Regions from separate parts of the Homo sapiens genome. Here region 1 is linked to region 2. Evidence: chromatin loops called from intact Hi-C (ENCODE). Cell type or tissue: mammary epithelial cell. All regions are shown on one strand. Links, peaks and the distances in the headings refer to the core of each region. The heading gives the core; the rest is flanking DNA. Region 1 holds the start of SPACA3 (sperm acrosome associated 3). Region 2 overlaps TMEM98 (transmembrane protein 98).

The links. Peaks named below come from ENCODE experiments on the same cell type or tissue, not always from the same donor. Only the 100,000 strongest peaks of a DNase experiment are listed, where the experiment ranks them.
Region 1: it touches region 2 in a loop (5-fold over the local background); 13 of 110 quality-filtered maps call a loop at or near these places.

What each region holds. Positions count from the first base shown.
Region 1 is chr17:32,990,240-33,005,556 of GRCh38, forward strand. It overlaps SPACA3 (sperm acrosome associated 3), which reads left to right and starts at 1,608. Exons shown (of 5, transcript NM_173847.5): 1 at 1,608-1,733; 2 at 5,170-5,478; 3 at 6,604-6,762; 4 at 7,206-7,284; 5 at 7,473-7,638. The coding sequence starts at 1,700. The coding sequence ends at 7,539. RefSeq lists an enhancer at 12,106-12,641. In mammary epithelial cell, for the core only: a CTCF peak has its summit at 8,268 (motif pointing left); DNase peaks (open chromatin) are centred at 8,312 and 8,822; H3K4me3 peaks cover 210 bases.
Region 2 is chr17:32,930,372-32,945,688 of GRCh38, forward strand. It overlaps TMEM98 (transmembrane protein 98), which reads left to right. Exons shown (of 8, transcript NM_015544.3): 2 at 956-1,031; 3 at 1,104-1,288; 4 at 2,803-2,934; 5 at 3,920-3,953; 6 at 5,961-6,076; 7 at 9,106-9,165; 8 at 10,415-13,944. The coding sequence starts at 1,158. The coding sequence ends at 10,622. Among named protein-coding and RNA genes, the nearest start is that of TMEM98, 9.9 kb to the left of the region's middle. RefSeq lists enhancers at 5,409-6,059, 6,060-6,709, 6,620-6,914 and a silencer at 6,015-6,202. In mammary epithelial cell, for the core only: a CTCF peak has its summit at 6,742 (motif pointing left); a DNase peak (open chromatin) is centred at 6,780; H3K27ac peaks cover 1,063 bases.

The DNA.
Region 1 (15,317 bases), core at 3,976-11,975, 61 kb after region 2:
TTTATGGCTGTGCTCTGCACTTAGTAGTAATTACTATTATTTATTGAGCACCTGGGGTACTAAGCACTTTGTTGCTGTTTCATTGAGCCTTCCTAGTACCCTGTGAGGTTGGTGTTGTCATCCCCGCTTGAGAATCAAGGAATCAGAAAGTGAGGCTGTTTTCTCTAGGTCATCCACCTGGAAGTCACTAGCGCCTGTGTTCAGCCCTGGTCAGCCTGACCCCAAAGCCTATGCTCTAGCTGCTGTGCTGTGGGACTCAGGCTCCTGTGGGACACAGACGTGGGCACCACATGCCCTTTCCTTCCAATTCTCTGTCCTTTAAGTTTTAGGGTCAATAGGGTAACCTTTGCCCTGCACCTGTCCACACTGAATGGCCATCATCCAGGTGGAGAAGGGAGTGGCTTGTGGCTCAGCATTAAGGAAGAACTTTCTGGCACTCAAAGGAGCTTCATGGTGAGATGGGCAGCCTGGAAAAGCAGAGGGCAACCACCACCATCCCTAGGAACCCACCACCATCCCTGGGCACCTACCCCCATCCCTGCACATCCCTCACAATCCTTGGGCACACATCACCATCTCTGGGAATCTACCACTATCCTTGCACACTTACCACCGTACCTGCACACTGACCACCATCCTACACACTCACCTCTGCCTCTGCGCACCCACCGCCATTCCTGAACATCCACCACCATCCCTGGGCACCCAACACTACCATCCCTGCACATCCACCACTGTCTCTGAACACCCACCACCATCCCTGCACATGCACCACCATCCTGGGGCACCTGCTACCATCCTTGGGCACCCACTTCCATCCATGCACACCCATCACTGTGCCTGGGCACCCACCAACATCCCTGCACACCCACCACCATCCTGGGGCACCCACTGCCATCCCTGGGCACCCACTACTGTCCCTGCACACCCACCACTGTGCCTGGGCACCTACCACCATCACTGCATATCTGCCACCATCCCTGGGCACCCACTACCATCCTTGCACATCCACCACTGTTCTTGCACACCCACCACTGTCCCTGGGCACCCACCACAATGCCTGCATATCCACCACTATTTCTGGGCACCAACCACCATCCCTGCACATCTATCACCATCCCTGGGCACCCACCATCATCCCCGTGCACCCACTACCATCCCTGCACACACACCACCATCTCTGGGCACCCACTACCATCCTTGCACACGCACCACTGTCCTTGCACACCTGTTAACATCCCTGGGTACCCATCACCATCTCTGTACATCCATCACCATCCCTAGGTGTCTACCATTATCCCTGGATAATCATCTGAAAGATCTGTTGGGAGAGGAAGTGTCATCCCTCAGTGTAGTGTGTGTGTGTGTGTGTGTGTGTGTGTGTGTGTGCGCGCGCGCATGTGTGTATGTGTGTGTGTGTGTGGGGCAGAGATGTGCAAGGGGGCTGGGATTAGATATCCTGCTCTGCCTCTGGACCCTGAGTGGAAGGGCTCAGGTGGGCTAGTCAAAGCTCTGTGGTGGCGCTGTTTGTGGAAGATGAGCTCACAGAGCTGGAGTTCTAGAAGGCCCTCCGTTGGCCTGGAGCCTGCCTTCCCCATTGTTCTCTTAACACTGGGTGCCTGGGGCCCTGGCAAGGTTGTGGGGGACATCTTGAGCTGAAGCAGGGTTTTGAGCCACTGCTGCTGCTGCCATTGTCACCATGGTCTCAGCTCTGCGGGGAGCACCCCTGATCAGTGAGCCCCCTTTCCCTTCTTCCTGGGGCTGTTAACAGGGGCGCTGGGTTGGTCTGGCCAGAGACCAGGTGGAGAAAAACAAGGTGGTGGTTAGGGTGGGGTTATCCTGGCCTGGAAGAGTGACCAGCTGAGAGAGGAGAGAGAGAGAGAGAGAGAAACTCTGGAGCTGTTGTGAAATGCTCAGGATGGAATTCCTTTTAAGTCACTTTTCTACAAAAAAAAAAAAAAAAAAAAAATCAAAAACAGTCCATGTGTAGCAGTCAATTTAGTTTCCTCCTCTACAACTTAGGGATATTAACCCCACACCTTTCAATTGCTGAGAGGATTGGATGAGATTAAGTTGGAAAAGCTCTGGGAAAGGCCTGGCACAGTGTTCAAAGACTTGACAAACTCCACCAGGTTGGCTGCCTCCTCCTTCTCACTCCCCTCGCGGTGAGAAGAAGGTCTCATGTCCCTGTGGCCACGCCTTTTGTGGACTTGAGTTTCAGAAGCAGCCACAGAGCAGCTACTCCATGCCAGCAACTCTGCAGATAAATAAGACATGCAGATAAATAAGACCAGCCGCCGTTCTTCAGAAGTTAACTTTGTGGTGGGAAAGACTGACATCTATTCCAGCCTCGTGTGACAGAGGATGTGGAAGATCGGGTGTGTGAGAGTGTGGGGGGTGGTGGCATGCCAGGAGACTCTCACTGGGGAACACACCTCTGATAAGACCCTTCAAGTATGAGTCAGAGTTAACCATGTAGAGGAAAGGAGAGGGTGAATGTTCTAGAAAGCAAGGTCATTGTGAGAGAACAAGGTGGCACTGCTGAAACATAACGTGTGAATGAGGGAGTGGGCCGCAGGGCTGGGCTGTGAAGGGTCGTGAAGGGCCGTGTGGACCTCGAAGGGGCAGTTATGGTGGGAGCCATCCAAGGTGTCACAGGGCTGGGCTTTTCATTTAACAAATTTGTTCTGATGGATGTGTATAGAATAGCTTGGAAGAGTGGTTGAGACATGATACAAGAAGACCATGAAGGAAGCCAGGATGGAGGTGTGAACCTAGGAAAGGACGGTGCTCTCGGAGGGAAGGTGGAATCCACAGGACATTGGGACTGATTGGTTGGAACTGGGTGAAAGATGTCATGGGGAAGGAGTGAAGAATGACATTCATATTTCCAGTTTGGGTAAATGTGTGGCCCATCATGTTTTAAAGCACATAAGGAAAGTCACAAGGCAGAAGAAGGCATTGATGGAAACAGTGGTTCTGTTTAGATGTGCTGGGTTTGAGGTGCCTGCAGGGCATTCAAGTGGAAGTGTCCTGCCAGTAGCTGCCTCTGAGGTCTTGGGGAAGATGCCACAGGGGTTGCCAGCCTTCAGGCGGTGGCTAACAGCAGGGCTGCCCAGGGGGTTTCCTCAAAGTGGAAGAGAAGAGGGCTCAAGGCAGGAAGGCCTTAGAAAGCATATCAGCGTTTATGGCCTGGGCAGAAGTGAATTCCACGGAGGATAAGGAGGAGAGTCAGCCAGAGAGGGAGGAGGAAACCTGGGAGAAGGGAGCATCGTGGAAACCAGGAGAGGCAAGCCTTTCAACAGCGGGTGGCGGACGGCATGAGTACAGCTGAGAGCTCCCATGAGACAGAGTCGAAGGGGGCCTCCTTGGACCCGCAGAGCAGTTTCAGCGCGCGGTGATGGCAGGGAGGCCAATTCACCAGGTTGGAAAACAAGCGGGAGGGAGAAAGTGGCGATTTTCCCCAGGAGTTTGGGCGAGAAGAGGGGGAAAGAGACAAGGGAGTAGCAGTCAGCATGAGACTTGAGGGAAGGCATTTAGAAGATGGAGACTGAGAAAGTCTCTACGAGCAGGGGAAGGAGGAGCAGGAGGGGAACGGTGCTAGCGCGCCGGGAGAGGAGGGACAACGGATGGAGCAAGGCTTGGTGATGGGAAGGACAAATCTAGAGCTTAGAGGGAAGATGGGCCTGCATGAGATTGGAGGCCCCGTACCCAAACAATGACGGGGTGGAGATGAGGGCGAGGAGGCTACTGATGAGTTTGCAAGTGAGCAGGGCTAAGGCAGAAAGAGGAAGAAATTCCACAAGTGAGCACCTTGCTTTTCTTAGTGCAGCAGGAGACGAGATCATGTTCTGAGAGCCAAGGGGTGGGACAGCGTGGCGTGCTAAAGGACAATACTGAGGGTTTTCATTTCCTGTGAGGGAAATGGGAGAGAGAAGTCTGAGCAGAGACAAGCGCGAGTACCAGTGTTAGTTGTAGTTCATAACAGAAACAACAACTCACTTATTTTTAGTGCCAAGAGCTACGCTGTGCCCACGCCTTTTCTCATTTATTCTTCCAACAATCATATGAGGCAGGTGTTACTCACGTCCTCATTTTATAGAGGAAGAAACAAGCCTCAGGGAGGGCCCAAAATCAGAGATGGAGCAAGGAGCAGAGGGGGGCTTCCAACCCGAACCTTGCTGCAAAGCCATGACCTCAACCACTTTGTCATCCTCGGGGGCATTCAAGGTCCCGTGGAGGTTGGAGACCAGGGACACCAATTGGCACAAACAAGAGTTTGTACAACTCTTTCACTTTTTGACTCTGTGAAGGTGGAGAGCAGGTGTGGAGGCGCAGAGGTCAAGAGAAGCATGGGAAGGCTTGTCAGAGGTGGTGGGCAGTGGGATAGGAGCTCACAGAGGTGGGGAAATGCGGGTGAGGACAAGAAGCAGGGATGACCAGGGCAGGGGAGGGACTGGCTGAGACACAGAGGAACTGGAGGGGACTAGGTCTGGGGAGATGAAGGAGCCCTGATGCTGTGACACCCAGGTGCTAATGTCCTCTGTGATTTGGGGGACTGGCCACACACAGCCAATGATGACAGGGCAGGGAGGTCAAACCAGACGGGCAGGCTGGGCTTCCAGGGAGAAGGGCTTTTTGCAGGTTATGGTTTAGAAGTGGTGGTGGGGGTGGAGGAGACTCTCGGGACATCTTGGGGTCTTGTGTGTGGAGAAAGAGCAGCTTCCCCTTGAGCGGGCTATAGGGGAGCAGTGTTCTGGGGGAGACCTTGTTTCAGTTAAGATCTGGAGATGGAGGGTCAATGCCAGAAGGGCTGTCCCTTGACAGTTGGGCTGAGAGACCCATGAACACACCGCCTGGCCATCCCCTCCGGGAGCATCTGCTCAGTGGGGCTTTGGATTTATAGAACTTTGTCTCCATCCAAACTTCGCCCCTTCCTAGTTATAAAATCTTGGGCCTCAGGACTAAATAATCCGTAACGTGTAATATGGAGCTTACAATAGGTTAGTTTTCTTCCTGTCTCTGGCCTGGGTGGTGTGAAGCAGGATGGGGAAGGAGAGGGGCTGGTCTCGGGGTCAGGGTGATGCTGATCAGGAATGCAAGGGGGCTGATACGTGCTGCTGGAGCCTGGCCTTCTGCCCACCCCTTCTCTCCTCTCCCCTTTCCCAGGGGTGCACTCAAGCCCTGTTTCTTCTCCTTCTGTGAGTGGACCACGGAGGCTGGTGAGCTGCCTGTCATCCCAAAGCTCAGCTCTGAGCCAGAGTGGTGGTGGCTCCACCTCTGCCGCCGGCATAGAAGCCAGGAGCAGGGCTCTCAGAAGGCGGTGGTGCCCAGCTGGGATCATGTTGTTGGCCCTGGTCTGTCTGCTCAGCTGCCTGCTACCCTCCAGTGAGGCCAAGCTCTACGGTCGTTGTGAACTGGCCAGAGTGCTACATGACTTCGGGCTGGACGGATACCGGGGATACAGCCTGGCTGACTGTGAGAACCCCTCTCCCTGGCGGGCCCTGACTTCCCCACACCTCCCTCCCTCTTTCCCTCCCTCTCTCCTTCTCATTCAAGGGCTGTGGCTTCGGGAGCTTTTAGAGCCCTTCTGTAAACTGAAGATGATTTGAGATGGCAGGTAGAGAACAGCCAGCACGGAGTAAAACACGCAGTAGGCAGGCAGCAGGCAACCAAATTGGAGTCACCCCTTCATTTCCCCCTGCTGCTAAAGTCGGGGTCAAAGGAAACAAACAGCTCAGTCCCCTAAACTTAACTATGGCCACAAGGATCAGACATTCCTTCTGAAATTAGAAAAGACAAACTGAACAGAGCAGTCATGCCAAACTTTTCAAGCTGGTGGCAGTTTTAGATGGCCATGTGGGAAGGGCAGTCATACCGGGGCTCATCTTTCTAACAGGTCGAGCACCCTCTATAGATTCCACCTGGGTCTTCCTAATCTTGTTACTGAAGATTTAGCACTTGTAGGCTGGGTGCAGTGGCTCAGGCCTGTAATCCCAGCACTTTGGGAGGCCAAGGCAGGTGGATCACTCTGAGGTCAGGAGTTCGAGACCAGCCAGGCCAATATGGCGAAACCCCGTCTCTACTAAAAATACAAAAATTAGCTGGGCATGGTGGCAGCTACCTATAATCCCAGCTGCTTGGGAGGCTGAGACAGGAGAATTGCTTGAACCCGGGAGGCAGAGGTTGCAGTGAGCTGAGATCACGCCACTACACTGCAGCCTGGGCAACAGAGTGAGACTCCGTCTCAAAAAAAAAAAAAAAAAAAGATTTAGCACTTGTAGATTCATTCAACAAATTTATTGGGCCCTACTATGTGCTGAACAATGAGATAATGGGAAGACTGCTGGGCTAAAAGTCAAGAGGCCTGAGGCCAGCCCCAACCCATGCTATTTGGTAGCTGGATGGGACCCTGGGTGAGTCGCTGTGCACCTCTAAGCCTCGATTGATTGGTTTGCAAAGCAGGTGGGAGGCACCTGCCCCAATCACCTTGATCAGGCAGGAGAGGCTCGGTGGAGCCAGCGTGGGACCTGTGCAGTGAGCACCCTGGTCTGGGGTGGCTGTAACCATCTGACCCCCAGGCCTATGCTCTGCCCTATGCAGGGGTCTGCCTTGCTTATTTCACAAGCGGTTTCAACGCAGCTGCTTTGGACTACGAGGCTGATGGGAGCACCAACAACGGGATCTTCCAGATCAACAGCCGGAGGTGGTGCAGCAACCTCACCCCGAACGTCCCCAACGTGTGCCGGATGTACTGCTCAGGTAGCTGGGCCTGGGCCCAGGGCTGGCAGGAGTCAGGCCCTGCATTAGCTTTTGTTCCATTCCCAGTTTAGTTTGCTACCCCCATCTCTGAGTGAGGGTTCCCCCACATCAGGCTGGGCCCACGGAGGAGAGGGAGATGGGACAAGGGATGAGGGTAGGTCTTCCATCAGTCTGAATTGGGGTCCCAGATAGGAGACTGCCTTAGGGCTATAGGAATGGAGGGAGGATTGTTTCTGATGGAGGGGGAGAGGGATAGGGTTGTACCTGTGCTTCCGGAGTGGTTGAGACAGGATTGGATTTAGGCGAGTGGAGTGTGTGTGTGTGTGTGTGTGTGTGTGTGTGTAGAGAGAGAGAGAGAGACAGACAGATACACACTCACACACACACACACACACCTGGATGTCTCCTGTTCTCTCATTGTGTTTCTCTGCCTATCACCCCAGATTTGTTGAATCCTAATCTCAAGGATACCGTTATCTGTGCCATGAAGATAACCCAAGAGCCTCAGGGTCTGGGTTACTGGTAAGTAACTTGGGCTGGAGCCCCGCAGCGGTGGTATGGTTAGGACTGGTGGGCAGCAGCAGGGAACAAACCCCTTTCCTTCCTCACTTCTGGTTTAGAGACCACACTCTCCTTCTTGTTCTTCTCTGGGCGGTGACTGGCAACTGCAGCTGATATTATCTCTCCTCTTCCCTGTTCTCCATCCTCAGGGAGGCCTGGAGGCATCACTGCCAGGGAAAAGACCTCACTGAATGGGTGGATGGCTGTGACTTCTAGGATGGACGGAACCATGCACAGCAGGCTGGGAAATGTGGTTTGGTTCCTGACCTAGGCTTGGGAAGACAAGCCAGCGAATAAAGGATGGTTGAACGTGAATATGGCTCTCAGCTCTCAGTGTGTCTGCAGGTGCCATGTCAGAGCCAGAGCACCTCCGTTTTCCCTCACCTCACCTGTCCGCTTGGGCTGGGTTTCCAGTGGACTCCAGAAAGCCCAGCACCAGAGGCTTACCTCCATTTCTGGTGGCCTGTGGGCAGGTGTTTGGGGGGGGCACCAGTGCATTTTTTGTCTACCACACCTGGCAAAATTTGGGTCTAGGGTGGCCAGATTTAACAAAACAAATACATAAGAAACAACAAAAACAGGATGCCCCAGTTTAATTTGAACTTTGGATATACAACAGATAATTTTAAGCATGTCCAAAATATTGCATAGGAACATATTTATATTAAAACTATTTGACGTTTATCTAAAATTTAAACTTAACTGGGTGTCCTATGTTTTACCTGGCAACCCTAGCTGGATCTAGGGCTGTGCACCTCTGGCTTGATTGGGAAGGTTCTTGGGACACTTTTTTTCTGCAGCTTTGGTTGCAGATGGTGGTCACTGTGCTTTGGCCCTCCAGCTGTGACTACTAACACACACCCCTGCCAAGCCGGGGGTGCTGCTTGGTCGCGGGAGAAGAATGACCACCCGGAGCTTCTGCTTTCACCTTGCTCTCTGGTGCCCTCTCGTGGCGGAAGATTCAAGTGCCGCTGATAGAGACGGTGCGCTCACTTTGCCCACTACTGCTAGGAGTTTGGAGGATGGGACGGGAGTGACCGTGGCTTTCAATCCGCACAGCCAGTGCAGCCTTCTGCCTTAGTCAGCACACGAGAAGCCCAGAAAAAGATAGCGCGGTCCCCTGCTAATCTGGGACGACTGCCTCTAAAGGAGGAAGGTGGGTGGGTCTCAGGATCGCAGTGGATGTGGTGGCAGCAGCAGCAGTTGCAGAGATAGGATGATGTGTGAGAAGCCTGAGCCCTGAGTTCAGACTGTAGATTCTTCTGAAAAGGTTCCAAAGAAACCTGTAAGCACTGAACTGTTGGTTGAGGCATGGCTGGTGACTCTTAGGGAGAGGAGGGGACGACACTGTCGCCCCCCACCATCCTCCTCCACCTAATTCAGCCACCCTGAATGCCTCCGGGTCAGCATACACCAGAGGGGCGTGGAATGTCCACAATTAGCGAGTCAGGCCAGTTTCCTTCCCCTGCTGGTCTGGTCAAGATGATGATGAAACTTGAGAGCGACTCATGCAAGGGGACAGAGTGGTGAAGAACCCTGCTGGCAGTAGGGGCATCAATGACTAATGGAGCTATTAAATCATAAGTAGGGAGAAGCTGCTGTCTTTTTAACATCAAGGCAAACACGGTGTGCCTACCATGTGCCATGCATTATCTAATCTAGACCCTAGAACAATAGCTATGATGCAGCTACCATTATGACCACCATTCCACAGACAAGGGGAAACAGAGGCTCAGATGAGATAAATTTGCACCCAGCTCAGTGTGACTCCACATGTACGCTTACTCACTGTACTTTGCCAAGGGGTTGTTGTTATGGTCATCTGGCCTGGGACCCATGACCCATCCATCTTTCTTTTTTTTAAATTTATTTTTTGTAAGACAAATTAAAAATTTTATTTATTTTTATTTGTACAACTAATGGGGTACCTGTGTGATTCTGTTACACATATAGATTGTATAGTGGTCAAGACAGGGCTTTTAAAGTATCCCTCATCTGAGTAATGTACACTGTCCCCATTAAGTAATTTTTCATTGTCCACCCCCCTCATACCCTGCATTGTTCTGAATCTCCATTGTCTATTATTCCAGTCCTTTTTTTTTGAGATGGAGTCTCACTCTGTCACCCAAGCTGGAGTGCAGTGGTGCGATTTCAGCTCACTGCAACTTCTGCCTCCGAGGCTCAAGAGATTCTCGTGCCTCAGCTTCCTGAGTATAGGTGCCCACCACCGCACCTGGCTAATTTTTGTATTTTTAGTAGAGATGGGGTTTCACCATGTTGACCAGGCGGGTCTTGAACTCCTGACCTTGTGTAATTTGCCCACCTTGGCCTCCCAAAGTGCTGAGATTACAGGCATGAGCTACTGTGCCCGGCCCCTATTATTCCAATCTTTATGTCCATGTGTACACATTTTTTCACACCCACTTAGGAGTGAGAACATGTGACATTTGACTTTCTGTCCCTGGCATTTTTGACTTAAGATAATGACCTCCAATTCCAACCATGTTGCTGCAAAAGACATGATTTCATTCTTTTTTTAGGGCTGAATAGTATGCCATTGTGTATATACATCAAATTCTCTTTTTCCATTCATCCATTACACTTAGGTTGGTTCCATATCTTTGCTATTGTGAATAGTGCTTTGATAAACATGAATGCAGGTGTCTTTTTGACATAATGGTTTCTTTTCCTCTGGGTAGATACCCAGTAGAAGGATTGCTAAATTGAATGGTAGTTCTACTTTTAGTTCTTTGATAAATCGCCATACTATTTTCCACAGATATGTTAATTTACACTCCCACTAACAGTGTATAAGAGTTCCCTTTTTTCTGCATCATCACCAACATTTGTTGTTTATTGCCTTTTTAATAACAGATATTCTGATTGGGGTGAGATGATATTTCATTGTGGTTTAAATTTGCATTTCTCTATAATCAGTGATGTTGAACATTTTTCATGTAACTGTTGACCATTTATATATCTTCTTTAAAAATGACTATTTATGTCCTTTGCCCACTTTTTTTTTTTTTTTGAGAAAGGGTCTTGCTTTGTTGCCCACGCTGGAGTGCAGTGGTTTGATCATGGCTCATGGTAGCCTTGACCTCCTGGGCTCAAGCAATTCTCCCACCTCAGCCTCCTGAGTAGCTGAGACTACAGGCATATGCCACCACACCTGGCTAATTTTTGTTTTTTTATAGAGACAAGGTTTCACTCTTTTGCCCAGGTTGGTCTCGAACCCTGGAACTTAAGCAATCCTCCTGCCTTGACCTCTCAAAGTGCTGGGATTTTAGGCATGAGCCACCATGCCTGGCTTGCCCACTTTTTAATGGGATTGTTTCTGTCGTTGAGTTGTTTGAGTTCTTTGTATATGCTACATATGAGTCCCCTGTTGAATGAATAGTTTGCAAATATTTTCTCCCATTCTACAAGTTGTTTATTCTGTTGATTATTTCTTTTCCCGTGCAGGATCTTTTTAGTTTAAGTCCCATTTGTCTATTTTTCATTTTGTTGCCTGTGTTTTTGAGGTCTTAGTCATAAATTATTTACCTAGACTAATGTTCAGGAGAGTTTTCTCTAGGTTTCCTTCTAGTATTTTTATAGTTGTGAGTCTTACATTTAAGTCTTTAATCCATCTTGAATTGATTTTTGTATATGATGAGAGACAGGGGTCGTTTCATTCTTCTGCACATGGCAGAAGTTTTCCCAGCACCATTTGTTGAAAAAAGCGTCTTTTCCCCAACGTATGTTCTTGTCAGTTTTGTCAAAAATCGGTTGGCTGTAAATATGTGGCCTTATTTCTGAGTTCTCCACCCTGTTCCACTGATCTGTGAGTCTGTTTTTTATACCAGTACCATGTTGTTTCGGCTACTATAGCCTTGTAATATAATTTGAAATCAGATAATGTGATGCCTCTGGCTTTGTTCTTTTTGCTTAGGATTGCTTTGGCTATTTGGGCCCTTTTTTAGTTTCATATAAATTTTAGGATTTTTTTTCTAATTCTCTGGAAAATGATGTTGGTATTTTGATAGGGATTGCATTGAATCTGTAGATTGCTTTGGGAAGTATGGTCGTTTTAATGATATTAATTCTTCCAGTCCATGGTCCAACCATCCATCTTTGAAGGATTCGTGCCTTCTACTTCAACTTCAGACTTCTGTTGCCTGCCTGGCCTGGTTGCTTCACTGGGTCCCATTCAGCTTGTCTGGGAGAGGAGCCCAGGAATAGGTGTAGTGAAGCTCTTGGAACCAAAGAGAACATTGTTAAAGGATTTGGGGGCTGTGAGCAGTGATGATGGCCACAGTCTCTTCAAGATGGGGCTGGACTGGGATCAGGCCTGGACAAGGGACCCTGAAGGCCTGGGCTGGGTGGTTGACCAGGAGCAGGTGAAGACGGAGCTGGAGAAGGAGTATTTAGGGAAGAGGGCCCTGATCAAAGCCAGGGAGGCCTCCCTTGTTATGAGGGCTACAGAGTGTGCAGGCCCATCTGAATGTAGAGGCCAGGGGAGCCTCTATGTTCAGAGCTCAGCTCCTGAAGGACATGCTCAGGTTGGTGAGAGTAACCAGGCCATGTCCTGGTATCTCTCTCCTTCCACGTCGCTCACCCCACTTACCATGGGCCATTAAGTCTTACCTCTTTTACTTTCTTTATATCTCTAGAAACTCTCCCTCCTTTCTATCCACATGCAGCTGCTTTAAATCAAGTCCTCATCACCTCTTCCCAAGGACGATTGCAATGGCTTCCTAAGAGTGTTCGTGTCTCTAACCTTGGTCCTTGCAACTCCACCTCCTCCCTCAGAGTGAGCTTTCTATCTTGTTTCTGCCTTGCATCCTAGGCCCAATAGCTTTTCTTATCTTATAGGGTTAAAGTTCAAGTTCCTTGGGTTGGTATACAAGGTCTTTCATGACCAAGACTCAGCTGACTGCTACAGATTCAACTCTCACCTGTTCGGAAACTTTTGCTCTAGCTAGTTTGTGTCCTTGGCGGTTAGTTTCCTGAGGGTAGCATGCTGCTTCACGCCTTTCATTATCACCGATCATTCTTCTCCCATTCATTACACTCTGTCCCTTGAATGCAACAAGCTGTTTGCACCACAGGGTCTCTGTACCTCTCTCTTGTCTTCCTGGAATTTTATTTCTTCAGATCTTTGTTTTGTTTTGTTTTTTTGAATTTCAAGCTGTAAGTTTTTTTATTACAGAAAAAATTTTGGTGCCATGTGTTTGTGGTATCGAGTGAGTAGAATACAAAGATAACCAAAGGTAACCAGTGTTAACCCAGGGCTCACTTGTTCACACTTTAAATTTCCAGTTTCTTAAATAGATTTAATTTTTGGCGTTAGACTCCTATCCTAGCTGTTTGATTGCTTGATACATAATTAAAACCAAACATGTCTAAAGCCACACTCCATCCTCCTGAAACAATATCCTTACCTTACTTATGTTAATTTTAGTATTCTTCTTCCAGTCACTCAAATTTGAAAATACTGTCATCTTTGACTTTTTCCTCTCCATTTGCCACAGCCATCCTATAAGGTCTCTGTAATATCTTCAACTTCCACCGCCCTTTCAGATCTTGTTGCTTCCAGTCAAGTTTGAACTGTGCCTCTCACATAGTATTCTTTTTTTTTTAATTATACTTTAAGTTCTAGGGTACATGTGCACAACGTGCAGGTTTCTTACATATGTATGCATGTATACATGTGTTTTGGTTTTTTGAGATAGGGTCTCACTCTGTTGCCCAGGCTGGAGTACAGTGGTGCGATCATAGCTCACTGCAGCCTCCTGAGTAGCTGGGACTACAGGTGGACGCCACCACACCCAACTAATACTTTGATATTTTTGTGGAAATGCATTTCCTCAGACCTTTGGGTGACGCTCCCTTTTTCTTCAGTCAGGTCTTGTCTCAGTTTCACCTCCTCAAAGTGACTTCTCTGATTGCTGTAGCTGAAGGAGTCTTTCCCCTCTTTGTCACTATCTTGGCACTACAGCATGCTCCATTATCTGAAATTATTCCATGCACCTCTGAATTTATGTATATCCCCTTTTCACTTGCCTATGCTAGATTGTAAGCACCATGGGGGCAGAAAATTTGTTCGTTCCTTATATGTCTACCACCTAGAATAGTACCTGGCACATTATACTCAATAAAAAAAAAAGAACCTGTTGAATGCATGATTGATGCATGAATGAATGAATGGTAGGCACTCAGCTAATGTTTGCAGAATCAGTGAGTGAATGGGGCTTGATACCATCTAATATGCAACAATTGATTCAATGATATTACTTAATCACTACCTATGTGCCAGACCCTAGGCATCTCTCCAGATGGACCCACTGCCACCCCCTGCCCCATGCCCCCGGGGATCCCTCTCTTGGGGAGACTCTCTATCCCTCAGCCAGGTAACCACCCTGGCTGCTTTTCATACAAGTCCTGCCTGCCTCCTTCTTGCCCATATGTGGTGTAGAGGGAGCTCAGCATGGTTTGGGCAGTTTGGCAGAGGTGGAGCAATGGGGTTTTCTCCTTTTTCCTAGCCACCTGACCTTGGGAAAGTCACTCCACCTCTCAGAGCTCAGTGTTCCTCATGGGCAAGAGGAGCAAATGAAGGCCACCTTGGAATATTGTATCAATTGCACCTGTAATCTATCATCGTAATCCATAATATAGAGCAGCGACGCGCCCAGCATAGTGCCTGGCACAGAGTGGGGCTTCAGAAATGCTGGCTCATCTGGTTTTCCTGAGCTCTGGGGGTAGCAAGTTCCAACCTACCTGGGGAGGAATGGGTGGGAACAGGACATGCCTGCCCCAGTGACCAGGGCTTCCTTAGGAGACCTGTACTGTGTCCTTCTCATTGTTTGCTAAGAAGAGAAAGAGAAAGGGGAAGGTGTGAGGAGGAGAAGGAGGAGAAGGGGAATGGTTTGGGAAAAGTAGTAGACAGTCCTATGGAAAGTAGGGGAGAATTCAATGAATTTTTGTTACTTTTCGTAAGTCTCCCCCTTCTTGGATTAGTTTGGCTGCAGGAGACAGATTTAAAATGGGCTTTTCTATATCTTTTGTGCTAAGGGTGGATTGAATGTTCCTGGGGATGATTGGCTTGCTAAGGTGCTGTCCCTTCTCTACCTGTAGGTACAGGTGAGGGTGGCAGAGGCCCCTGGCAGCTGAAGGAGGCTTTGCGGGGTGCTCTTTCTGTGTGGTCCATGCCCTCAGCTGGGTATGGTGGTTTTTCTCCACTCTGAGCACTGGCCTGAAGCTTCTAGGGTAGGGAAACTGTGGGAGGTGGGCCAGTCAGAGGGCACCCAGAATTTCCTGGACCCCATCACCTCTGTGCCTATGGCAGACATTGCAAACTGAGTACAAGCCTTTGTCTTTACTGAGCTGGCATGTGTCCAGGAATCTTTCTTTTTTTTTTTTTGAGACAGAGTCTCCCTCTGTCGACCAGGCTGTAGTGCAGTGGTGTGATCTTGGCTCACTGCAACCTCTGCCTCCCGGGTTCAAGTGATTCTCCCACATCAGCCTCCCAAGTAGCTGGGACTACAGGTGCGCACCACCATGCCTGGCTAATTTTTGTATCCTTAGTAGAGACGGTTTCATCATGTTGGCCAGGTTGGTCTTGAACTCAAGTGATCTGTCTACCTTACCCTCCCAAAGTGCTGGAATTACAGGTGTGAGCCACCACGCCCAGCCAAGGAATCTTTCTTGACAGTTCAATGGTAGTCACTCTCGATGGAGTTGGCATGTAGAATGGGACCTCTTTATCATCTCTGACCTACCCTATGTTGGCCATCACAGCAGCACAGCATCCGGAGGAGATTGAGATGGTCATCCCCATTTTTAGGAGGAAACTGAACCTCAGAGAAGTTCTAGAGCTTGCCCAAGGAAGCACAGTTGGCCGGAGCTGGGACTTGGATGGGGCTGCCAGGTTGCCAAGGCCATGCTTCATCCTCAGCTGTCCCAGCTGCCATAGCTGCACTAGCACTTGGACTCTCAGCAGGCTGCCCCCT
Region 2 (15,317 bases), core at 2,867-10,866:
CATACTAAAAAAATTCTGTGCACTAGTATATACAAATGCACGGACTTCTTTCATTCTTCTTTTGTACACAAATAAAAGAATTCTATGAGAAAAAGAAATAGATGTGAAACAGTCTCCTGAGTGAAAACTGGCAAGAGGCAATGGACACTTTAATGCCAGTTCTAAGTTTCCAACACTGAAACTGGCAATTAGAACTCTTTCCAGAACCTTTACAGTCTTCTTTCTTCCTTAGAAAGGAAAAGTAGAGTGAATGTCCATCTCAGTGTAAGTGGATGGCTTTCCATCTCCTGACTGCATATTGGAAAAATTCTGTAACCTCCCTGAACCTCAGTTTCCTCAACTGTAAAATGGGATTACTAATATGTCCACTTCATAAGATTGTTGTTGGAAAAGTTAACAAAGAACCTGGTGCAGAGTAGATCCTCAGTAAATACAGTTTCATCTTTCCTCTCTTTAATGGGTGTTCTTTTGTGCATGTTTTTATGGCTGCGAAAACAACTGCTAGTTAAAATGTTTCCTTTTGTCTAGGGTTTAAAAAGCTATTTTAAGGCCGGGCTCGGTGTCTCACGCGTGTAATCCCAGCACTTTGGGAGGCCCGAGGTGGGTGCATTACTTGAGGTCAGGAGTTCAAGACCAGCCTGGCCAACATGGTGAAACCCCGTCTCTACTAAAAATACAAAAAATTAGCCGGGTGTGGTGTCAGGCACCTGTAATCCTAGCTACTTGGGAGGCTGAGGCAGGAGAATCGCTTGAACCCAGGAGGCAGAGGTTGCAGTGAGCTGAGATCGTGCCATTGCACTCCAGCCTGGGTGACAGAGCTAGACTCCATCTTAAAAAAACAAACAAACACAAACAAACAAACAAAAAATTTTAGTCCAACTGGGGAGCAAATTCTTCTGAGAAAGGAAAAGGCAAATTTGGGGCATGGCATAAATTTTACCTTGGTTCTCTTCAGGCCCTCAGGTCTCTGCAGGTGTCGTGGAGGAACCTAGCACCTGCCATCCTCTTCCCCAATTTGCCACTTCCAGCAGGTAAGACCCACCTGTCCCACTCTCTTTCGTGGCTTCTTGACCAGATCTGCTCTGACTTCATGTTCTCTCAAGCTTTAGCCCATGAGGAGGATGTGACCGGGACTGAGTCAGGAGCCCTCTGGAAGCATGGAGACTGTGGTGATTGTTGCCATAGGTGTGCTGGCCACCATCTTTCTGGCTTCGTTTGCAGCCTTGGTGCTGGTTTGCAGGCAGCGCTACTGCCGGCCGCGAGACCTGCTGCAGCGCTATGATTCTAAGTGAGTGAGCCTATGGAGGGCAAGGAGGAGGGGTGGGCTCTAACTAAAGAAAAAGAGAGGAACACGTAGTTCAGTGTTGGGCAACTCTAACTCAGCTTTTTGGTTCTAAAATGGTACCTGCAGGTGTCCTTCCCTGTAAAGACCTCAGAGTTTAAGAATGTTCCTTAAGCCTCCCAACATCCTGAGTCACCTCCTTCTCTGCTTCCTGAGCCAAGAAGAAAGTCACTGAATATGAACATGTTCACCTAGCATAAAAGCTCAGCCATCTGTCTCAAACTGGCCACCTCACTTAGCATTTGGATAAGCCAAATCACTTTCCAGCCAGACCCACAGGAACAGAAATCAGATGCCCACACTCTGGCCATACATCTAAGCAACAAACATTTGGTTTTGTGAAATCCCAACTTAGGACTGTTTCTCTCTTTGCACAGCAGATTTTTTTTTTTTTTTTTTTTTTTGAGATAGAGTTTCACTCTCGTTGCCCAGGCTGGAGTGCAATGGTGCAATCTTGGCTCACTGCAACCTCCGCCTCCCGGGTTCAAGTGATTCTCCTGTCTCAGCCTCCCACGTAGCTGGGATTACAGGCATGCACCACCACGCCCAGCTAATTTTTGTATTTTTAGTAGAGACGGGGTTTCACCATGTTGGCCAGGCTGGTCTTGAACTCCTGACCTCAGGTGATCCACCCGCCTCAGCTTCCCAAAGTGCTGGGATTACAGGCATGAGCCACCATGCTTGGCCTGCCCAGCAGATTTCTTTGTGATGCATTGTATGTGAAATATATTTTGTAAGCAAGATTCTATTTTCAATTTAGGGATATTTTAATTGATAGACCGTTCAGGGATTAACCCTTAGTTTTTCTTATCCTTCTGTCTTAATCCTATCAGCATCTCTGTCAAGTGGTTCATAATTTATAAATGCCCATTTATATGACCCAGGAAAGCTCTTCTACTGAACAGAATGCCATGGTATCTCATTTTCTAAAGTACCCTGTTGTAAAATTGGAGGTGTTTTTACTTCTTTCACTTTTCCAGTGTAACTAGGAAAAGGCAGGGATATAGGGATGGACCAAAGTGGTTCACAAGAGTTATTCTGCAGACCAGGTGGGGAGCCTATGTAGGTTTGGGTAATAGGAACCACCGCCTCTCTGTAAAATGTAGGATTAAAGGGAAAATACATTATAGAAGGATATAATTTTGTCCTGAAGGGATATCCCTAACATCTTTGTAATCAGGTAGTTATACCCTACTCTTTCTCTTGGTAGCTTATCTGACTCCATTTCACTTTTCTTTTGTTTTAGTGCTCCCGGCCTGCCTCCCCAACTCCCTGTCTAGCCATGTGCCCTGCCCTCAGCTGCAGCCCCACTAGGCTTAGGTTTGGATCCGGGACAAGTGGTCTCTGCCCTAGCTTACTGACTCCCTTACTTCTTTTATGGTGTATGTGGGCCTCAGTGAGGAGAGGATCAGCAGCGGTCACCCACCATGAAACCATTTAACGGGGGCCTTTTCTTCCAGGCCCATTGTGGACCTCATTGGTGCCATGGAGACCCAGTCTGAGCCCTCTGAGTTAGAACTGGACGATGTCGTTATCACCAACCCCCACATTGAGGCCATTCTGGAGAATGAAGACTGGATCGAAGATGCCTCGTAAGGCCATGGGAACTGTTTGCTTCCGGGCTTCTGGCAAATGATGCCCTTTGCTGGTGTCCTTTGCCAGAGCACTTAGCTGGCATTCAAGAACAGTCACTCTGTTACTTGCTGCTCTTTCCTGTGCCTTTAGTGTGGGGGAAAATCAGAATATGACTTGAAAGTGTTTGTCCTTTCCTTCTCTCCCCACATTTTGTAGACCTGAACACTGCGGCCTATAGTTGTGTGGCAAAGGTTGTTATAAAGTCACCCTGGTGTGCTTTGGTTATCCTTGAGTGCCCATAAATTTGGCTCAGGCTTCAGAGATGCAGCCCTTTTCTTTAGGATCTCAGGGGTCTCTCCATCCAACAGGAGCCCCTACATTTTGAGAAGCGGCTGCTACTTCATTGCCTTATCCATTTAGCCATCCATTCCCTGGTCCCATGTTTGTGGGGCATTATGTGGAGGGTACTGGGTCAGGTGCTGCAGATATTGAAACGGTTGAAAAGACAGTTATAGTCAGTATCACAGAAACTGTAAGAGATCCTTGTGTACAGTGCAGTAGGCACATGGAGAAGGCAGTGTCTAGGTTTGCCTGGGTTGGGGAGGTTGAGCTGGATCTCATGGAAGATATCACAGAGGAGGTGCCTTTTGACTTGGGTCTTGAAAGATGAGGAGGAGTTCCCCAGTCTGAGCAAAGGGGAAGGACACATTGGGCAGAGGGAACAGTCTACCAGAAGCTTGAGAGTTATATTAAAGCATGACTCGCTAGGCACACAGTGGAGCTTGCTGGAAGAGTGGATTGGGTGCAGGGAGGGGAAGGGAAGGGAGGTGCTCCCTCCTTTAACTCATGGGCTGGTTCATGTTGACACTGAGGCATTCCCACTCTCAGTGGTTGGTATTGGGCTGTGCCCACCGGTCAGGGCAAGTTGAGAAGCAAGGGTGGGAGCTGGAGGGTGGTGGGCCCCTCCAGATGAGCACTGATGACTTCTTCTTGTTTCCCCAGGGGTCTCATGTCCCACTGCATTGCCATCTTGAAGGTAACCCTCTCTTATTTCTCTGTGGGATAAAGGGTAGTCGAAAAGCACCACTGTGCGTGGATGGAGTAGAACGGGACCTTAGAAAGGGCACTGACCTCTCGCAAGAGGCCTTTCCTTAACTTGACACTTGGAATTTTTGTGGTTTACTTCCCCCCCTGCCTGGACTGGCTGTTCACAGAATCTCAAGGCTGTTTCAAAGGCTTTATTTCATCTGGTCGTCTTAATTCAATGACCTGTGGGAAAGACAGCCTAGGTACACAGCCACCATTTCACTCCTCTTGGAGAAAGCTGTGTATTCCTGAGACCGTGTAGCTGCCAAGAGAAATGGGGTTTCCCTGCTTCCCCCTGCACACTCATTTTCACTAACAGAGAGTTCAGGCCTGTATGGTGAGTTTCTTTCTGTATTTGGATTTCTACTGTGACTAGAAAGTCATCACTAGCCTTCTTTGGCTGTGACCGTAGTCAGCCAAATGGGACAATCAGTGTTAAAAAACCAAAGCAGGCATACTTCAATCTGAAGGCAGAGGATTTTTTCTTTGAAAGCCTGGAATCTTTGAAAAATTGCATCCAATTTGCATTTTGGGTAATTTTATGGTTTTAGCATTTGTTTTCAATTCTTGCCTGTTAATATCCTACCTAATAGAATAATAACTATACTGAAATATTTGGCCAGTTGCAAATATCAGGGTTTTTTTTTTTACATCAGTAACCTGGGTAATCACACATTTATCTCTTTGACTAGTAATTATTCAAGATTTCAAAAGAGACAACTTTGTCTTTTCTTTAGTGTCATTCAGTAGAAGACACTATTAATAAAACATTCTTTACCCCACCTCTTCTTTGGCTGTCTCTCTCAGGGGATGGATAAATGCCTAGTAGGAAGTTATTATCTCAGAGTCCAGGCTTAGTTAATTCTGAGAGGCTCTTTGGATATACAAATATGGCTATAGATATAAATATGGTTATTGATAGAGCTAGGTAGGCATAATGGCTAGAAGATAATACTATACTACATTTCCCTTCTCCTGGCCAAGATGTGTCCTGGGCCTGGGTTTTGTCTCCTGTCCTCATCTATTAGGAGGATAAATGGCACCTGTGGTGTGAGATGAATCAGCTGGAGGGAGTCATATTGAATTGGAATCTGTGTCTACCCGGCGAACCTCTGATCAAAGGAGAGGGCTTCTAAGTCTCCTCTTGGGATCTTAAGACTCTTTTGCTAGGTCACCTGCCCTTGAGTCTCTGTGGTGGGAGCTGGGAGAGGGGTCTGGGCTAACTCCCAGGTGGACCTTTGGGCTTCTTTCTGCCCTCTACTGTCCAGCTCCAAGTATAGGTCAGGTAGGGGTGCTTCCTTGCCATGGATAGAGGCGCACCCATGTTGGTTGGTTCTAGCATGGGGTGGCCTGGAAAGGGGAAGCAAGCTCTGGGGTGGCCAGCTCTGTGGGTGGGACCACGAAGAAGGCTGTAGTCAGTCTTGCCTTTTCCCTGCTTTTCCTAAGGTCCTTTCATCATCAGCTTGATAAACATGCTAATATATTACCTGAGACAATTGTTGAAATAAGTGCTGTTATTGGAGCATGTGCTTAAAGGGAACAATTGCCCTTTGTTCAGCCCCATTCCTGAGGGTGCCTTGTTGGAGATATTTATTCTTGTGGAAGACTAAACCATGAGATGAAGGAATAGAAAAAGAAAGTAGGTTTTTCCCCTAAGTGAGAAGGTGAAATTGGAGCACATGATTTTTCTTAAGACAGATTATTTCAGCTTAGGCTTCCCAGAGCCCACACCCTGCCCTTGATCTGCGGCTCCCACCCCAGGTCCTCTCCCAGCCATGCCCTTGGCTTTTGCCACTTCCCACCCGTTTCCTCTCATCTCTGTACTTTTCACATCTGGCCATTAGGTTGGGGGCCAGCTGCGATGGAACTCACGGCAGGGCTGATTTGTCTCGTGGGGGTGGCGAGGCCCTGAGTGGAGCCAGGTCAGCCCTCATCTCTCTCCTCCCTGCCGCATTAGATTTGTCACACTCTGACAGAGAAGCTTGTTGCCATGACAATGGGCTCTGGGGCCAAGATGAAGACTTCAGCCAGTGTCAGCGACATCATTGTGGTGGCCAAGCGGATCAGCCCCAGGTGAGCAATTGGCGGCTTCGAGGTCCCCACACTCCCTGAGGGAAGAGAGGGGCTGGAAGCTGGGGTAGCCGCAGAGCTGGGCTCTTCTATAAAATGGTGCACAGGCAACTTCAGCTATTTGTTTCCCACACATTTACAGAGTGACCAGGAGGGTTTAGATACCGAGACTTCTCAGCTAAGGTGGGCTTCCACCATCCCCACCTGCAGCATGACCCATCTGAGAGGGCTTTGGGGAAGCGCCAGCAGGTGCCTAGTCCTGACCCTGTCCTAGACCCTGCCCTGCAGAGCCCGTGGCCGCCCCTCTTACCCAGCCACATACCAGCTCCCCTTGACACGCCTTCCTCCCAGGCCAACATGTCACACAGATGCCCACACCCCTGTCTCTGCCTGAATCTGTGTTGGAGACTAGCTTGGGGGACCCACTCTGGCTGTGCCCACTGCTCCATCCCTGGCCCAGGCCAGCAGCCTCCAGCACTGGGTGGGAGCTGAAGCCATATGGCATTCAACCTCCCAGATTCCAGGCTAACTGCGAAATCCCGTGTGGGAGGCAACCAGCAGGATTGCAGTCAACAGCTACACCCCCTCATTTGGGCTTGATATCGTGAGGAAAAATAAAGCCCTTTTCTTAGAGCCAAGGGCTGTACTAAGTTTGTGCTGCCACCTGGTGGCTGGTATGCCGACGTGCCTGAGCAGAGGGTCGGGGCCAGGATGTTTTCCACGTCAGCCACCTGGCCCCTCCGCCCACCCGGGAGGGCACCTCTGTATGCCTGCTGAAACAATGGCACTGCTGTGAGTTCCAGGGGCCCACACGTTCCTTGTTGCCATGGCCCCAGGTAAATCACGAGGAACCAGCCCTTTCTCTGCCTCAAGATTAACCAAATAAAAACGACCAGTTTCCTGAGTTGCCACGTGAGTTCCTCTGAGGGAATACACGACCTGGTCAGCTTGAACTCAGTCCAGGCAGTTCAGTGAGTTGAGAGAGTGGGAGGGAGATAATCCAGGGAGGGACTCAGCTGAGAACAGTTCCCTGCCTTCTCTGGAATTGCCTCCAGTGGGCTGTAGCCACATGGTCAGCCCCTGGCTTTATAAGAACCCACATCCCAGGCTCTGGGTGGGCACTGGGCATTCCTTCCCCATTATTTTATTTATTTATTTATTTTTGAGATGGAATCTTGCTCTGTCACCCAGGCTGGAGTGCGGTGGTGCGATCTTGGCTCACTACAACCCCCACCTACCGGGTTCAAGCGATTCTCCTGCCTCAGCCCCCTGAGTAGCTGTGATTACAGGTGCCTGCTACCATGTCTGGCTAATTTTTGTATTTTTAGTAGAGATGGGGTTTCACCATGTTGGCCAGGCTGATCTCAAACTCCTGACCTCAGGTGATCCTCCTGCCTCAGCCTCCCACAGTGCTGGGATTATAGGTGTGAGCCACCACACCCGGCCTCCTTCCCCATTAGTTTTAAAGATTCTGCACTATGGTATTCACTAGACCCTTTGTCATGCTTTTTGTGCCTTCTAAGAGCCACTTAGAGGCCAGGCAGATTCCTGTGATACAGGTTACAAGGCAGCACTTTCAGGAGGTTGAGGTTTCTGTGTGAGCCTGGGTGAGTAGGATCAGCACGGGTCCTAAGATGAGGGTGTGGCATTGTCCAGAGAGTGGACCTGTTCTGGTGCTCACAGGCCCATCCTAAAGAGTACCTTGGACTACTTCTAGAATGCTCCGTGCCATAATTCAGCCAGGGTCCTGCTTTGTCCTTTTGCCCTCACACTTCTTTCTCCTTCTGGCCATGTTTTGTCCCCATTGTTTTTCCTGCTCCATTTATCCCACACAGTGTGTTGATGGCCTGTGAGTCTCGAGGAGGTGGCTTCAGCTCCAGGGCACTAGAGAAAGGAGCTGGCTGAGATAGGCGCGGAGGGTGACTGTGTCTCTGCATGTCCTCACCGGCTCCACAGCCGTGAATAAGAGTGTTTGAGGCCATCTTTTTTTCAAGTGCTTTTAGAAATCAAACAATACATCTTTATTTTTTCTTCCTATCGAGTGTTCATGAGCAAAGATTTGGAGCAAAACCTTGTGCCACGCAAATCAGAATGAATTGTAGTTCTGAACTTGATTTAAAAAAATTAACCACAGGGTAGAAGAAATCCAGTAGAGCAGTGTGAAGCCAAATGAAACTCATGGCCTTCTTTTTCGGTGTCTTACATACCTTTAGCTTTGTATTTTTTTTTCCTGAATACAAGAGTAATTAATGCTTATAAAAATGTGAAATACTGCAGACATACATGACCTGGAAAGTCTACTCCCTCCCAATTGTAGGAAAAAACCACTATTAAGTGGTGAGTGTTCCTCCAGATCCTTCCCAACCCCACATTTCAGAGCTTTTGTTTATCTATTTTTATGCAAATGACAGATTGAGCTTTACATATTATTTGGCAATTTGCCTTTTTAATATAGTAGTAATCTTGAACATCATTCCATATGTATGACTGTATTTTAAAAAACCATTGGAACTGAAACAAAACTAGAAAACAAAGTAGTCTCTGCAAAGACTGAACCTGAAGTCTTTGTGCCTAAGTGTCTGTCTGAGAATGCAGAAGCAATTGGAGAAAGAACCATTAAAGACCAGGTCTGGAATACCAAAAAAGAAGAACTGGAATAAAGATAGAAAGGAAGGAAGGGGCCAGGCGTGTGGCTCACGTGCCTGTAATCCCAGCACTATGGAAGGCTGAGGTGGGTGGATCACCTGAGGTCAGGAGTTCAAGGCTAGCCTGGCCAACATGGTGAAACCCCGTCTCTACTAAAAATACAAAAATTAGCTGGGCATGGTGGCGCGTGCCTGTAATCCCAGCTACTTGGGAAGCTGAGGCAGGAGAATCACTTGAGCCTGGGAGGTGGATGTTGCAGTGAGCTGAGATAGCACCACTGCACTCCAGCCTGGGTGACAGAGCGAGACTCTGTCTCAGGAAAAAAAAAAAAAGGAGAAAAGGAGATCAGGAAAGTGAAGTACTGAACACCTTTTGCCTCCGGTCAGGGTGGATGATGTTGTGAAGTCGATGTACCCTCCGTTGGACCCCAAACTCCTGGACGCACGGTGAGACCAGGGGTGGGTGCATGTTCGGTTTTTCATGCAGAGGTCCACAACCGTTTTATCAGATCTGTGAGGCTGGCTGACTGGCTTGTGTAGGGAGGGTGGCTTTGCAGCCTCCTTAGGCTGCCCGGGCCATGCGTGCCATTTACTTCAGTGAGCGGCGCCTGACTGGGTGATAGAGGCCAGTCCTCTCCTGAAACCCAGGAGAAGAAAGAGGCAGTCTTAGATTTTAAATTGTTATGATTAGACTTCCGGCCATGTTACATCCTAACTGTGCCTTCCCTTCTACCTTTTCCCCTTTCCCCCTCTGATTTTTGTACCCCAGAAGCAGACATGCCTTAGCTGTGAGTGCCACCCAGTTGGGCGGTGGGGCAGTGGTTCCCAGAGCAGTGAGAATGGAGGTGACAGGTCAGCCACAGCTGTGCTCACCTGCCACCAGACATGCGCATACACAGAGTGTACTTAGCCCTATGAAATTGTTATGTTCCTATACCAGATGCAACCCATTTAAGAAATATAGATTCTTTCGTGCCTTGGATTTATATGACTGTGTCATACACATGTAACAGTTGCCAGATCGGCAGTGGGTCACAGCGCTTCAGCTTTGGTTTCTCTGCCCCACTCCTACTGCTGCCGAGCTTTGTCCGTGGGTTAATAATCTGTAATGTATTCTCAAATGCATCATGGTACTAACCATATAAAAGGTATTCTACAGTGAATCTTTCAGCACTGAAAAATCTACTCCTCACTTTGGTTTTCAGTTACATTTTTTTTTTTGAGTTGGATAAACCAGCCCTGGGCCTTACCAATTTGTAATCAATAAGGAATGTTTAAGTGAGGGTGTGTCTGTCCTATGTTTCAGTGGGCAGCGGTTGGGGAATATGCTCATCTGATTGACTATATCTGAACTGTTTCACAAAGCGCTCTTTGGGGAGATGTTAATAGGTGTGCTGCAGAAAATGGCTTCCACAGTCTTAAATAAGCTTGTGAGAGACAGCCTGTTATATTCTCCTTGGAGCTTTACCAGGTACATCTCAGAAGGCTCTGAGGCAGGCTTCAGTTAACCATGTTTAACCCAGCCATCTCCAAATTTATTTGAGCATGGAGCCAACTTTAAATTGCATACCTACCAACATCCTAGGGAAGGGTGTGCAGTTTGGGGAATACTAGTCAAAAAGTCTATCTATTTGGGCTTTTGTGCAAAGTCCCTCATTTCCTAGGAAACCTGACCCTATTTTCTTTTTTTCCCTAGGACGACTGCCCTGCTCCTGTCTGTCAGTCACCTGGTGCTGGTGACAAGGAATGCCTGCCATCTGACGGGAGGCCTGGACTGGATTGACCAGTCTCTGTCGGCTGCTGAGGAGCATTTGGAAGTCCTTCGAGAAGCAGCCCTAGCTTCTGAGCCAGATAAAGGCCTCCCAGGCCCTGAAGGCTTCCTGCAGGAGCAGTCTGCAATTTAGTGCCTACAGGCCAGCAGCTAGCCATGAAGGCCCCTGCCGCCATCCCTGGATGGCTCAGCTTAGCCTTCTACTTTTTCCTATAGAGTTAGTTGTTCTCCACGGCTGGAGAGTTCAGCTGTGTGTGCATAGTAAAGCAGGAGATCCCCGTCAGTTTATGCCTCTTTTGCAGTTGCAAACTGTGGCTGGTGAGTGGCAGTCTAATACTACAGTTAGGGGAGATGCCATTCACTCTCTGCAAGAGGAGTATTGAAAACTGGTGGACTGTCAGCTTTATTTAGCTCACCTAGTGTTTTCAAGAAAATTGAGCCACCGTCTAAGAAATCAAGAGGTTTCACATTAAAATTAGAATTTCTGGCCTCTCTCGATCGGTCAGAATGTGTGGCAATTCTGATCTGCATTTTCAGAAGAGGACAATCAATTGAAACTAAGTAGGGGTTTCTTCTTTTGGCAAGACTTGTACTCTCTCACCTGGCCTGTTTCATTTATTTGTATTATCTGCCTGGTCCCTGAGGCGTCTGGGTCTCTCCTCTCCCTTGCAGGTTTGGGTTTGAAGCTGAGGAACTACAAAGTTGATGATTTCTTTTTTATCTTTATGCCTGCAATTTTACCTAGCTACCACTAGGTGGATAGTAAATTTATACTTATGTTTCCCTCAAGTGTGTAGTTATTGAGTCAAATTCATATGCATGGTGTATTGTGGGACATACTTAGATGGAAGGAGAGAGCCTAAGAATCCTGAGGATGATTTCTGTGTATGCCTCAAAATGAGATATTTAGGCTGGGCGCGGTGGCTCACACCTGTAATCCTCGCACTTTGGGAGGCTAAGGTGGGTGGATTGCTTGAGCCCAGGAGTTTGAGACCAGCCTGGGCAACATGGTGAAACCTCATCTCTACACAAACTACAAAAATTAGCTGGGCATGGTGACACGTGCGGCTGCTTGGTAGGCTGAGGTGGGAGGATCGCTTGAGCCCAGGAGGTGAAGGTTGCAGTGAGCCCTGATTGTGCCACTGCATTCCAGCCTGGGCGACAGAGTGAGACCATGTCTCCAAAACATACATATATATAAAATATATTTAAAGACCTCTTGGAGTTCAGGCAGAAGTGAAGATAGCACTATGAAGTAGTTTCCACATTAACAATAGCAATGACTTGAACGATGTGTTCCCCCTTTCTTCTGATATTAATATCTGTTCATTTTGCAAACATTGAAAGATTATGAAAGCTATGACCCAGAATCACAATTATATAATTTGGATACATACCCAAATGGCATAATTTCTGTCATAAGCCTGTAGGAAAAGCTTGAATTCTTCACTTCTCAGATTCTCAGAGCCAGCTTGCTCTTGGGAGAGGGGCCTGGTATAGGGGCTGCCCAGGTTCGTAGCCTATGCTGTCAAGCATGTTTGGAGTTGCACATCTGTTCCCATGTCATTTTCTCTGTCTAACTGAAGTCAGAAAATTCCTCAGCTGGATTCTGGGGAACCAGGAACCCATATTCCCAAATCCAAGATTGGGACCTGGTTTGTCTTTCCATTTGGGCACATTTCATTCTTTCCAGGAAAACAGGCCACTTCCAACCTGCACAATGTACACCAAACCACAGAACCACAGCTGGGATATGGAGTCAGGAGAGGGAAGCTGGAGCTCAACTCTCATGGACTAAAGGATGGATTCTGGATGGGCTCCAGGGGACACCTTATTGGATTGGTGGCTTCCATCAACTCTTAAAAACGTTAAGTGGTGAACTTTCCCGTCCTGTCAAGCTGTGAATGGGGAATGTATACAAAGTCACTTTGACTTTTCTATTTGAGGCCTCCACAGTAAACATCCAGAGTCATCCTATTTTTGTCTTTTTACCTCCCTTTCAGAACCTGTTTTCGTAATTAGACTGGAAAGCAATTCATGCTAAGTTTGCAATGGCTGCCACAGTTGTAAGTGTCCCCTGCATTTTAACCTGCACTAGAGCCCTAAGCCACAGAGAAGCAGTTCTGAATTGGTATCTCAAATACCATCCACCTGGTGTGGGTCTGCAGGGTGGAGAGCTTTCCCAGCACCCCTGAAGCAATGCCCAATGTCGATTACCTTCTCTGAGTCCTGGCAAGTCCTGGCACATTGGCTTTCTGGATCCCTTAGATGCTGCCCTTTCTGTTGTGAGGAGAGGTTGCCGAAGATATTGGAGGTGTCTGCTGGACTGTAGGATTTCTGATCCCACTGCTGTGTAGTTTTTTTTTCTAGTGCTGGACAAGTAAGAAGCCTCTGGATAAATTTGGTGTTGGTGGCTGATGGTTGAAGTGGAAGCAGTCTTTGGGGTAGGAGGCAATGCCACTCCTCTAGGCCCTTCGGGAGTTGGCTGAAGTTACTTCCTCCCTTGGAAGGGGCTGGTTAGTGAGTGCCAGGGATCTCAGGACTGTCTCTGTGCCAGGTGTGGTTTCCCAGGCAACAGACACATTCCTAAGTGCCTAGTTCTCTAGCGTCTGTATACATGGTAGTAGAGCCTTCCTTCCATGTCTCTCTTCCCTCTGGCCTGGAATAGGAGCATTAGACTCAAATTCTGATGAAAAAGAAATTACTTGGAGATAGAGATTCAATGTGAAGAGAACAAGATATTTGAAGTCAGAATTAGGTTTGAATTTGGGCTCAGTGACTTACAGTGTGAGCTTGGTCAAGTTCTTAACATTCTGGTCCTTAGCATTCTCATCTGTATGGTCAAGGCTATTGTCATTGGGTTGGTATGTCAACAAGCAAAACGGTATGTGTGAGCTGCCCAATTGTGGGCCTGGTTCTGATTAGCCAATGTTAACACCCTTCTCTCCACAGCTTCCCATTCTCTGATGCCGCTGACCCAGATGGCGTCACCTCAGTTACCATGGCTTGGTCCAAGCAGTGACTTCTGTTCATGGGCTCTGGAATTGAGTGGCCAAAAATCTGGAATCCCTACAGTAGGGAGAGTAGCCTTGTCCCTGCCCCACTACAAGTCTGTTCATATGAAGACATACAAAGCCGTCGCCTCTAATCAGTGTTCAAAGGGTCGATTGTGCAACTCACATTCCTCCAGAGAAATTCCCCCAGCTTGTGAGATCTCCAAGAGGGAACACGTATTCCTGGCATCCAACTTCCCCTGGTGCTCCCCCTGACCTGCCTCATTCCAGGAGTTCCCTCTCCAGAGACCCTGTGTGCCCACACGAGCAGACTTTTAGAAAATGGCCTACAGTTCAAAGGCCCTGCATTGCTTTATGGCCTTGGAAATGTGGGGAAAGTGTCAGATGAAGAATTTCTATCCTCCTCACCTCCTCCCTGTCTCCAATAAATGCATACCAAGAGCTTTCTGTGGAAGAGGGTTCGTGCTAGATGCTGGAGCTATGAAACAAAAGGCACAATCCCTGCCCTTAAGGAGCGATAGAGAAATGAGCAACTGCTGGAGCCATGACTGTAGCCAGTGCTGTGATGGAGGGGACCACAAGAGGGACTGTGGGCACACAGAGAAGGGACAGGGCAGGGGTGGGGTTGAAATAGGGCAGAGCTGCTGCCTGAATGGAGACTTGACAAAGAAGGAGTCAGGCATCAGAACAGAAAATGGTCCCAGCTACTCAGGTGGCAGGGGCAGGAGGATCGCTTGAGCCTGGGTTGGGTGGAGGCTGCAGTGAATCTTGATAGAGCCACTGCACTCTAGCTTGGGCAACAGAGCAAGACCCTGTCTCAAAACACACACATGTACACACACACAGAAAGTGCCGGGGGAAATAATATGGTTGTGCTGTGTTTGTTCTGGTGGGTCTTACTGTGTTTCTATGAGAAAGGCTGATGAGCAATTTTCAGAATTTGAGGCAAAACTGGTTCTTCCTGTTTCATCCTATTTGTATTTTTATTATCCCAATTTTGCAGGTAAGGAGACCAAAGCAGAAAGATCAGTAACCCTCCTGGAGTCTCACAATTAATATGAATCAGAGCAGGATCTTCAACTCCTCAACTTGTGTTTTTAACTGGCACATCTTCCTGCCTGGGTGCAGCAGGTGGGAAATCCATCATGGAAAGGAAAGAACAGACATGAGAGTCATTCCATTCTCTTCCAGTTCAAATCTTTTTTTGTGAAAAAAATGGTAGTTGTGACCCATGAATTAATTTCACGGCCCACTAATTGGTTACAACCCACAGGATGATAGAACATAGGTACTAAAATGAGGGCTGGGGCATGGGTGAGGTATTTCCTCTCCTTCCAAAATGACTTAATTTTATCCATTTAAAATAAAATTTGCATTTACCAGAATAGTGGCAAAAATTTATTGTGCAGAATAGAATAATTGATTTATTACATGAATGATTAGTTCAAGAGTCATCTGTTGAGCATCTGCACTGGATTAGGCCCAGAGATGCATGAATGAATAAAAAGATAATGCCTCTCTTGAGGTGCATATAATCTAAGGTGGAAAGAAAACCATAAAGAGGCATTTTCAATACAGTGTGGTAAGGGCTAAGGGAGGGAATGTGTGTGTGATGACAGCGCAGAGCAGGACCACCAAACCCAGGTCATGAGAGTTTCCTAAAGGTGGTTACATCTCAGAATAGTCTGTCGAGGAGTAGGTGTTAGGAGAAGACAGGGTGGGGTTGGGAAGGTGGAAGTGGAGGACAGAGCATCCAGGTAGGGCCATCTTGCAGACATGACATTCCATGCCATGCTCAGGACATGTTAGCTGCT